2 separate regions of the Homo sapiens genome follow, and region 1 is linked to region 2. Evidence: chromatin contacts called from ENCODE Hi-C or POLR2A ChIA-PET data. All regions are on one chromosome and are shown on one strand. Each heading gives the region's core, a stretch centred on a gene start or an enhancer-like site at or near the end of the contact. The rest is flanking DNA. Distances are from core to core; before and after follow the strand shown. Region 1 has its middle 6.9 kb from the start of GABRR2. Region 2 has its middle 25 kb from the start of GABRR1.

The links. A loop is a pair of places that touch in the nucleus more often than their neighbours do. ChIA-PET counts read pairs that join two places held with the same protein, here RNA polymerase II (POLR2A). Pooled maps may share reads with other maps.
Region 1: a pooled map shows a loop between it and region 2 (2.2-fold over the local background). The contact joins two enhancer-like sites. A Hi-C loop is called at or near these places in 2 of 50 pooled maps. POLR2A ChIA-PET finds 5 or more read pairs at or near these places in 3 of 52 experiments (CD8-positive, alpha-beta memory T cell, Panc1 and activated CD4-positive, alpha-beta T cell).

What each region holds. Positions count from the first base shown.
Region 1 is chr6:89,319,528-89,324,938 of GRCh38, forward strand. No RefSeq gene overlaps it. Among named protein-coding and RNA genes, the nearest start is that of GABRR2, 6.9 kb to the left of the region's middle. Within about 2 kb of position 2,269, at least 4 of the 41 ENCODE cell types and tissues checked have a DNase peak (open chromatin) inside an H3K27ac peak, as active enhancers do.
Region 2 is chr6:89,239,460-89,245,693 of GRCh38, forward strand. No RefSeq gene overlaps it. Among named protein-coding and RNA genes, the nearest start is that of GABRR1, 25 kb to the left of the region's middle. Within about 2 kb of position 3,817, at least 2 of the 41 ENCODE cell types and tissues checked have a DNase peak (open chromatin) inside an H3K27ac peak, as active enhancers do.

The DNA.
Region 1 (5,411 bases), core at 1,019-3,518, 79 kb after region 2:
ACTCAACAACAACAACAACAAAAACAAGTAACTCCATTAAAAAGTGGGCAAAGGACAAGAACATTTTTCAAATGAAGACACACAAGCAGCAACAAGCATATAAAATAAAATGCTCAACATCACTAACCATCATAGAAATGCAAATTAAAACCACAATGAGGTACCATTTTGCACTAGTCAGAATGGCTATTATTATAAAGTCTAAAAACAAAAGATGTTCACGAGAATGCAGAGAAAAGGGAATACTTATACACTGTTGGTGGGAATGTGAATTTGTACAACCTCTATGGAAAACAGAATGGATAGTTCTCAAAGAACTAAAAATAGAACAACTATTCAATTCAGCAGTTCCACTACTAGGTATATACCCAAAAGATATCAAAAAATACTGCACTCATATGTAACAGAGCAGGAGCTTCACCATCTTGGACAAACACCACCATTTTAAATTTCCCTTGATTAAAAAACAAAACAAAACTGCCTAAATCCAGCCCCAAAACATCAGCCTAATGGCTAACGTCAGAATAACCAGAAACATTCCAACCCCTAAGATAAACCCGCTCCAACCAGAAACATGCCAACCCGGAGATAGCTTCCTCTCTAACCAGAGACATTTCAACCCCACAGTAACCTTTTCCTCACATAGAAACACTCTGAACCTACAATAAGCTCCCCTCTTCCTAAACCCTTAAATATCCTTAGTCTGTAAGAGAGAACACTCCTGACCAAAAATCGGCCAGAAGCCCCTCTCAGGTTTATTCTCCAAAATAAACCTGTCTTTGACTGTTGAGCCACTTTTCATGTTTCTTTCCTTTTTCTTTAACTCTTACAATACGTTTATCACTGCACTATTTACGATAGCAAAGACATGAGACTGATGTGCTGCCTCCTGCACTAAGGAGGCAACTTCCATACCAAAGATACAGAATCAACCTAAGTGTCCATCAACAAAGGATTGGATAGAAAAAAATAAGGTATCTATTTATGCCATGGGATGCTACTTAGACATGAAAAAGAATGAAATAACATCTTTTGCAGCAACATGGATAGAACTGGAGGCCATGATCCTAAGTGAAATAACTTAGAAACAGAAAGTTAAATACTGCATGTTATATAAGTGGGAGCTAAACAATGGGTATACATGGACATACCGAGTAGAATAATAGATACTGGAGACTTCAAAATGTGGAAGGGTGGAAGCGGGGGTGAGGGTTGAAAAATTACCTATTGAGGCCAGGCATGGTGGCTCACGCCTGTAATCCCAGCACTTGGGGAGGCCGAGGTGGGTGAATCACCTGAGGTCAGGAGTTCGAGACCAGCCTGGCCAACATGGTGAAATGCCATCTCTATAATAAATACAAATATAAATACAAAAAATTAGCTAGGCATGGTAGCATGTGCCTGTAGTCCCAGCTACTTGGGAAGCTGAGGCAGGAGAATCCCTTGAGCCCGGGAGGCGGAGGTTGCAGTGAGCTGATATTGCGCCATTGCACTCCAGCCTGGGCGACTAGAGAAAGACTCTGTCTCAAAAACAAACAAAAAACAGAAAAATTATCTATTGGATACAATGTTCACTATTTGGGTGATGGTTACACTGAAGGCCCAGATGTCACCACTAAGCAATATATATGCATGTAAGAAATCTGCACGTGTACCCTCTAAATATATACAAAGATAAAAGTGTTTTTAAAAAGAGGAGCAGACAGGGATATGGGAGAAAGGTCAGAGAGAGACCTTGCTTTTGAGACTTATTTCTGAGGCCTTTCAATTTTCAAAGCACGCAACATGCTGAATCATTTTCTGCCCCCAACAGAGGCATTAGCGTATGGCATGTCAACTTAAAATCATGAGACCCATACGTTTGGAAAGGAGAAATTTATTTCTTATAGAGAATTGTAACCTGCAGGCTGGGAAACAAAGCCTCAGGCTGAGACAGAAAGCAGGCACTTCTAGGGAGGGAGCATGTTATGGGAGTTTTATACTTGAGGATTGGCTAGGCATGCATATTTGTCAGGATATGAGGGCTATGAATATTTATGAGAGGAGATCACAGGTGATAAGCAAACATGTATGTCACATACGTCCCATTTTCATGTTAGGGTGGAGACAATGTTAAAATGCAGCAAAATTAGTCTCTATACCTCAAAAGGTGAAACGGAAGACACAGAAGTACCTTGTGTGCAGCCTTCATGGACAGAACTGCAGAACCACTCTGCGGTCAGTGGTCACTTATCAGGAAGGAATGCCTTGTCAGTTGTCGTGTGGAAACTGCAGGAGGGGAGGGAAGTTCCCCTGCAGCATTAAGCAATTGGCTAAAGTCAGCAAAGGAGTGTCTTGTGTTCTTTGTCTTTCTAAGTTTGGTTTCTGTTTAACTCTTAGGAAAGTCTGGCGAGTGTTAGTGAGGAAGGGGGTTCAGTGAGGCATGACTGACCTTCCCATGGCTGGGAGACATAGTTTTTAAAGTTTTTCTGGGGTCACCTTGGCCAAGAGGGGTTCATTCAGTCAGGCACTTAGGATTTTTCTTTTATTTTTATTTCAATAGCTTTGGGGGTACAAGTGGTTTTTTGTTACATGGATGAATTCTATAGTGGTAGATTCTGAGATTTTGGTGCACCTGTCACCCGAGTAGTTTTTTATCCCTAGCCCCCTTCCCAACCTTCCCTTTCAAGGTCTCTTCTAAGTCCATTATATCACCCTGTATGCCTTTAGGTACTCACAGTTTAGCTCCCACTTATAAATGAGAACATACAGTTTTATACACCAACAACAAGCAAGCTGAAAATCAAATCAAGAACTCAATCCCTTTTACAACAGCTGCAAAAATGAAAATAAAATAAAATAAAATAAAATAAAATACCTAGGAATATACTTAACCAAGGTGGTGAAAGATCTCCACAAGGAGAACTACAAAACACTGCTGAAAGAAATCATAGATGACACAAATGGAACACAAAACCCATGCTCATGGATTGGAAGAATCAATATTGTGAAAATGACCAGACTGCCCAAAGCAATCTACAGATTCAATACAATTCTCATCAAAATACCAACATCATTTTTTGCAGAATTAGAAAAAGCTATCCTCAAATTCATATGGAATCAAAAAAGAGCCCAAATAGCCAAAGCAATCCTAAGCAAAAGAAACAAATCTGGAGGCATCACATTGCCGGACTTCAAGTTATACTACAAGGCTATAGTTACCAAAAAGCATGGTACTGGCATAAAATTAGGCATGTAGACTAACAAAACAAAATAGAGAACATAGAAATAAAGTCACATACATACAGCCAACTGGTCTTTGACAAAGCAAACAAAAACATAAATTGGGGAATGGACACCCTATTTAATAGATGGTGCTGGGAAAACTGGCAAGTGACATGTAGAAGAATGAAACTGGATCCTCATCTCTCACCTTATACAAAAATCAACTCAAGATGGATCAAAGACTTAAATCTAAGACCTGTAACCATAAAAATTCTAGAAGATAACATGAGAAAAACTCTTACAGACATTGGCCTAGACAAAGAATTCATGACTAAGACCTGAAAATGATTTTATTTTTATTTTGCAGGTGGTAGTTTAGCTATAGGAAAGGATGAAATCTTCAGGGACATATTAAGAGGTCAAAGTTCAAGCACAGAATCTTGGAGAATCTTCACTCTTAAAGGATGGATGGAGCAGCCAGAACAAAAGCATAGAAATGTCAACCTAAAATAATGAAAAGTCTCAGGATCCAGTTAGAGTTCATTCAAGTGCAAAGTATGAGGGTGGCCATCAGGGAAGCAGAGCTACACCCAAGAATGGTGATCAGTTGCACCAAGTGTGGGAAAAAATGAGGATTGTTTATACAAATCAAAACAAAACAAAACAAAATGGTGGTGTTGAACAGAATTACGTTTCCTCTACAAAGGCTCATGTGTAAGATTTGATTGGCTGCTATTGATTACACTCTAAGAGGGTTGCTTAACATTCTGTTGCATAGAGGTAACAATCACAAGAGTCTCCATTTCCAATGTCATTTAGCCTAGGTTTGAATGAAGAATGAGGTGTCTGGTTAGCGTATAACATTTCAACACAAAGGTCAGGAAGTAATGGTCATGTACCAGAGAGGAAAAACAGCCATGTGCTGTGAGTCAGTTTCCAGGGCTTAACTTTTCCCCGTGGCTTAATAAATCTAGGAGGTTCCAAAATTTTATTTTCTTCTTACAGAAGAACTAGAAAAGAAGTTGACTATGAAAACCAAAGAAGGAGCTTCAAGGAGGAGGGTAGTCAACATGCAGTGCTGTGAAGAAGTCAAGCAAGGCAAAGGCAGAAAATAGGTTACTGGATCTGGCAACAGCACATCATTCCTGACTTCCGTAAATGCAGTTTCACTTGTGAAATGCAGCAGGAAGCCAAATGACAATGGGTTAAATAGGTACTTGAGGCTGGGAGTAATTCATTACAGGGACTAATTCAGTGGTTCCCAAATCTGACCACGCCTCAGAATCATCAAGGGAATTTGTTTAAAAGTCCTTCTCCTCCTGAAGCCTTAGTAGTGGGAGGCATGAGGCCTATTAAAGTTCTTTTCCATAGATTTTGTTCAAAGGATCTTTCTTTTCCTTACTTCCATTTGGAATAAGCTTATAAAGGACTGGCTTGAACCCTAGGATTGTGCCTGGATGTGTAATCACCCAACAAGTTCCCCTTGCGCACTGTCCAGGCAAAGCCAATTCATCAAGACAGGGGAATTGGAATAAAGAGTTCAATTCATGCAGAGCTGGTTGTATGGAAGACTGGAGTTTTATTATTACTCAAATCAGACTCCTGGAAAACTCAGCGATCGTGGCTTTTCAAGATAATTTGGTGGATAGAGGGCTTGTTTTGGAAAAGGGCTGTTACTGTCTTTGTTTCAAAGTTAAACTATAAACTAAGTTCCTCCCAAAGTTAGTTTAACCTACGCTCAGGAATGAACAAGGGCAGCTGGGAGGTCAGAAGCAAGATAAGAGTCAGGTCAGATCTCTTTTACTGTCATAATTTTCTCAGTTATAATTTTTGTAAAGGCAGCTTAAGGTGGTGGTTTTCAATAAATATTTGTTTTGTTGCATGTAGACAACTTTAGGTCCTACCAATTTTTTACTTTAAAGCCCTTTTATCAATAGTTCAATTATTGTAATTACAGTCAGGAGAAAACCATTGTAGGATGGTATAATTATTTTTTTAATCACAACTTTATTGAAATATCATTCACATACCATAAACTCACCCCTTTAATGTGTGGCTTTTGGAATATTCCGTTATGCAGCTCCCCTAAAAGAAGACTCATACCCATTAGAAGTCATTCCCCTTTCCCATTCCCTTCAGCCCCTGGCAACCAACACTAGTTTCTGTCTCTATGAATTTGTCAATTCTAGACATTTTATGTAATTAGA
Region 2 (6,234 bases), core at 2,567-5,066:
ATTTCTACTTTGCCAGTCAATACAATGCTGGGTGCTGCCAGTAGAGGGTGCAGGATGAAGTCTACAAGCCTGGAAGAGGGAGAAAAGAATCTTTTTTTCTATTTTTTTTTTTTTTTTTTTTTTAGTGGCAGGAAGGGGCACAGTGTGCAGCTATTTCCTGTGGTGTTCTTCAAAGCAGCTGAGGTCCTTATGGTTCCAGCAAGCAGCCCCCTGCAAGTTTCTTCTTCCCCGCAGTGGTGAATAGCGTGTTCCTGCAGGAGTCACGCCTTCCCATCAGAGCATTGATCACAGACCTTACAGGACCTCCTCCAGATTTCCAAGTTCCTTCCTTGTTCTTCTCTCAGCCCTACAGGTGTTCTCTGCAGTTGTTCCCTCTTCTACACCTTTTAAAAGTTATCTACCTTGTGCATAGTTAACAACTCCTTCTATCAAATGTTCTCTATTGAAGTCACTCCACTGGTTTCTGCCTCTCCACTAGATCTTGACTAGGCTCCCTATTTTATTCTCCCCAAAATACACTCTTTATTTTATTCTCCAGAGAGTAGCCAGAGTGACTTATTTTTTCATTTGGGTCCCACTGATTAAGAGAATGAAAAATAGGCTCTAAGATGCATGAATCTCCATTCCCTGCTGATACATTTCTGTGGTTTCCCAATGCACTTGGAATAAAAGCTAAACTCTATCTTAGCCTCAAGACCTCTATCCAACTTCCCAAATTTATCTGACTTTCTTGTCCTATCTCACAGTACTCCGACACTGTGCTAGATGTGATGGTTTCCTGCTGGGATGGTTGGTTTAATGTGTCAACTTGGCTAGGTCATAGTACCCAGTTATTTAATCAAACACTAACATGGATCTAGCTGTGAAAGTATTGTGTAGATGTGGTTAGCATCTACAATCAGTTGACTTTAGGTAGAAGGAGATTACCCTCAATTATGTGTGTGGGCCTTAGCCAATCAGTTCGAAAGCCTTAAACGCAACAAAACTGAGGTTTCCTGGGCGAGGAAATTCTGCCTTAAGACTACAGCAATAGCCGGGAACAGTGGCTCACGCCTGTAATCCCAGCACTTTGGGATGCCGAGGCGGGTGGATCACGAGGTCAGGAGATCGAGACCGTCCTGGCTAACACCATGAAACCCTGTCTGTACTAAAAATACAAAAAATTAGCCAGGCATGGTGGTGGGCGCCTGTAGTCCCAGCTACCCGGGAGGCTGAGGCAGGAGAATGGCGTGAACCTGGGAGGCAGAGCTTGCAGTGAGCTGAGATAGTGCCGCTGCACTCCAACCTGGGTGACAGAGTGAGACTCTGTCTCAAAAAAAAAAAAGAAAGTATTACAGCAATAGCCCAAGAGTTGTAGCCTACTGGCCTGGCCTGCAAATTTCACACTTGCCAGCTCCTAAAATCACATAAGCAATTCCTTGAAATAAATAAGCAAATAAAGTAGGATATATAGCATATATAATGTATATGATTTTATATACATATACATACAACCTACATATGATGCTATACCTGGGCACCTCAGACTAGCCCTGGGGGCCTGCCTGGAGCTCTGCTCCCCACTTTGCTGGCTTGGCTTTGCTCATTCTTTAAATCTCAACCAAAGCTCTCCCTGACTGTTCTACCTAAGTAGATTTTACATCTGTTATTTGCTGTCACTTCAATTTGTTCTTTTCCTTTGAAGCATGTCTAACTACTTTTTTATTGTTGGTCTCCCCAAGGCTTTAATAATCAATGAGACATATTTATTTTGCTCACCACTTAGAACCTTGCCTGGCTTACAGTAGGTGTTCAATAAATATTTAACGAATGAATAAATTAACCTATCAAATGCCTAAAGCTTTTATTTCCTAAAAAGGAAATGCATAAATACATTTAAATTTTTTCTGAGTTTAATTCTGAAGTATTTTCAAAATATAGGAAACAATTTCAGATGTCCATATATTCCTACATTTTAGGAAAAACGTCAACAAGGGTTGAAATAAAAAGTATTTCTGATTAGCATTGATTTCATTTTTAAAAACCCAATACCATAATTGCCCCAATTTTTCTCACCTTGAAAAGTCTATCTAAACCCAAACCATTATGTGAAGCTCATCTCCTCCATAAAATAACCTCTCCTGACCACAGTAGCTCACTGGGAGCTCTCTTTGTCCATGTACCAGTGGTATTTATTTTGTACCACATGACTTTAGGGTTTAATTATTTGCTGCCTAAAATATTTGGCTACTGTTTCACATATTCCTTGTTAGTCCTCTTTCTCAAAGGACAATCTAAATGGCATCACTGTATTTTATTCATCTTTTTATTACAGTCAGCACCCAGAATAACACTTTGTACACTATTGGATGAAAAATTACATTTCTTTTTGAGTTCTTATTTCTCACCATTTTTTGTTTTTGAAACGGAGTTTCGCTATTGTTACCCAGGCTGGAATGCAATGGGCATGATCTCGGCTCACTGCAACCTCCACCTCCCGGGTTCAAGCGATTCTCCTGCCTCAGCCTCCCAAGTAGCTGGGATTACAAGCGCCCACCACCACACTTGGCTAATTTTTTTGTATTTTTAGTAGAGATAGGGTTTCACCACATTGGCCAGGCTGGTCTTGAACTCCTGACCTCAGGTGATCCACCTCCCTTGGCCTCCCAAAGTGTTGGGATTACAGGCGTGAGCCACTGCACCCGGCCTATTTCTCATTGTTGATCAAATAATAAACATCTCCTGCTTAAAGGCCTGGCTCACAAAAACCCACAAATAATAAATGTCTTACAACTACTCAGACCAATTATCTGGTGACTCTCTGAGCAATCCATTAAATACTTGACCAAAATCCTTCTTAGGAAGTTGGGCACTTTAGTCTCCTTCCAATGAGGCAACCCCTACTTCTTACTTTTGCTAGCTCTTTCCACCAGGAGCCATAAGTGATTTTTAAAATGTAATCTCCAGTTTAAATTAGAGGTTATAAATATGAACTATCAATGAAGAGTCAGTAAGAATATATAACGTGCCTTGACTGCTGTTTCCAAATGCCCTAGTGGCTTTTGTGATCAAGAGACACAAACTCATTTTGGAAGCATAGCTGAATTTGTAATGGCCTTCAGCCATGTACTTTCTCCACCAAGGGGCATTAAAATCATGACTACCATGATTTGATGGAAAAGGGAAGGAAGGAAGGAGGGAAGGAAGGAAGGAAGGAAGGAAGGAAGGCAGGCAGGCAGGCAGGCAGGCAGGCATGCTCTTCATATTGTAAACCTTTAAATTAAAATGCATATCCTGTGGGAAAGTGCAGTCCTGTCTCCCTCTGCTGGAATCATAGTAAAAATTGTTTAAGGCAACCTTTTCTTCATTTCCAAGCCTGCCTTTGATTGAAATCCATAGGCTTCTAGGCTCAAATACAGACTCACAAGAAGTCCCCAGGCTTCTTTTTGATCAAATTCGATATGCTTGTCAGGTTTCAGGGACGTCACTAGGGGCAGATGTGGTGGTGAAAAAAGGAAATGTTGTGAGATCAATTAGGCTTAAAGCCACGGTGGCAGTAAGAAGCCCTTCATGGGGGCTGCTAGGATGGAAGAGGTGTGTGGAAATGGGGTCCCCTCAGCATGTTGTCTGAGGACTGAATACAAAATGCAAGGACTTCTTTTGTTGTGCCCCCCAGCAAATCCAACTGCCTTGGAATAATAATAGTTTGCAATTGAATGGTGCTTTGGCATTTACAAAACATTTTCACATCAGTGATTTCATTTGGCCCCAAGAACAAGCCCTTGAAGTAGGCATAGCAGGTTACTACCTCCACTTCCTTGAGGAAGCACCTGAGGCCCAGAAACATAAAGTCATTTGCCCCAGGACACATGATTAATAGATAGGAAAACCTGTGCTTTTGATCCCGGGCTTGGGCTTTTTTGTGAGCTCTGTCCTCTCCTGCCCCTTCCTGAAATGGCTGATCTGTAAAATGATTTTATTTGTGACACATTCTCCTTATTTACCATGTTGCCCAACAGGACATTGTGATGACAACTCAGATCTTTTAGTTAATTAATTCCAGATTCTTCCCTGCTAATTAGAGGAGCTGATTCATTGGAATGAAATAGAGGCTTGGGGGGATGACAAGAATAAATTCTTTGAATGAGAAGCCACATTAGAAACTGTCAACTCTTGAAGAAAAGAAAGAGTGTGATTTAATTTTGTGATAAAATACACAACACACTTAAATTGAACTCATGAGTAAAGATACAATAGGAAGAACAACATAACACAAGTTGTGTGATTTAATGTATTACTATTTAACTTTTTTCAGCATGTGATTGTCTTGACTCACAGAGTAACTTTGATTGCATATAATTTCTTAAAATAAGTTAATATAAATTTCACTGTCTTTTAATCTATTGAAAAATGAAAACAAAATAAGCTTCAGAGTGTTTTCATTCATCTTCATTTTTTTTTTTTTTTCAGATTATTTGGTTCTTTGCTTTAAGGGAAAGAGAAAACACGGGCTCTTTATGAACCAGTGGAACTAATTTTTGTGGACTTCTGCCTTGTGAGGCTTAGGGCTGGGCTTTCCCTAGGTTATGCTTTCCCTAGGGGCTTCTGAAGTCACCATGAATCTTGCTCCATAACCTGGGCCCAGGAGAACATCCAGGGCAGCTTGGATGTGACTATAAATCACAGGTTTGTGGGGATTGCAGCTGATCGTTGATGGCATGAACTTACCTTAGGCATCTTTAAGAATCATGACTATTTTAGGTGGGATAGATGTTGGGGCTCCTCTAAGTTAATCTACCTCATTTACCAACAGCGAACTCATTCAGATGGGTTATTCAGTGTTGTTTGCTTTCCCCAAGTGGCTATAAAGTTGTAGGAGCTTCTTGTTTTTTATTAGTACCATTTAGGTACAACTGGTAATTTCCTGTCCCTTTCAGTCAATGCTGGAGATGGAGCCAGCCGATCTCTAGTGATGTGGTCTTTGGGGCTGTGACCTCTGCTTCTAACTGTTCTGTAGAAAATGCTAAAGTTGGCAATGCAGGTGGTTTTCTCAGTTGGTTCTTCTTGAGTTGAATATTCAGTAGTTTCTGGAGTTGCTGAGTGAAATTTCACCTAATTTAGAATTTCCATAGCTCATGCTCTGAAACCTCAGTAATCGGGACATGCAACTTTTAGAAAACCAGAATTATTTTGCTTAAAAAATGTTTTGCTTTCTGGTCAATTTACAGGTGTTAACTAGTGGTCCCTAGTTGTTTTAAAATAGAAAAGAAGGAAATAGTGCTCTCTCCATCCCCACGTGTCCCTACCCAGTCATGCAAGGTACCTCTCCAGTCTGGTTACCATAGCCTCTCAGGCAAAAGGAGGCAAAGCCTGAGGCACCAGAGAAGTCTGTAAGGAGCAAGGCCAAACTGTCCAGGCAGTGAGGACAGAGATTGACCTTGGATATGGGAATGCTTCCTTCTTAGCAATCAAAGCCAAAGGGTATTTCCCACCTCAGTTGAACACCATGTTGCACGTCCTGGGAAAGACAGCCTCATACAGGAGCTCATGAGATCTGCTCTATCAGGTTGGCGGTTCTAGTTGTCCCATAAATACAAAGATTGGTATAGTGTGCACGAAGCATATGGCTTACCCAGCCATCTCATTACAAACCTCTAGAAGACCAAAATGGAAAATCATTAACATTTTATGCAAAGTTTCAGCATCTTCTGTTATTTCTAATGGGTAACACTCCAAAGAATTTGAAGATAGCACAATCCTCCCACAAGTAAGCAAAGGCTGTGGATGGAGAGAGTTACTATAATGTAGGGATGCTACTCAGAGGTACGACAACATCTTCTTAGAAAGACAGACAGCACAATAGTAGCAGCTCAGACTTCAGCCAGTTCTGTCTGTGTTCAAATCCCAGCTTGGCCATTTATACCTGCGTGGACTCTGGAAGGGAAACCTGTCCACGCCTCAAGTTCCTCATTGTGAAACTGGATGATAGCAATAATACTTACTTCTTAAGGAGGTAAACAAGTTAATAAATGTAAAATGCTTAGAATCATGCATTACATGGGTAAAATGTTTGCAGTGGGCTAAATGTTTGTGTCTGCCCCCAACCAAATTCTAGGCTGAAACCCAAATTCTCAATGTAATGGTATTTGGAGGCAGGACCCTTTGGGAGGTGATTAAGTCGTGAGGATGGAATCCTCACAGGTGGGATTGATGTCCTTATAAGAAGAGACATGAGAGAGATGATCTCTCTCTGCT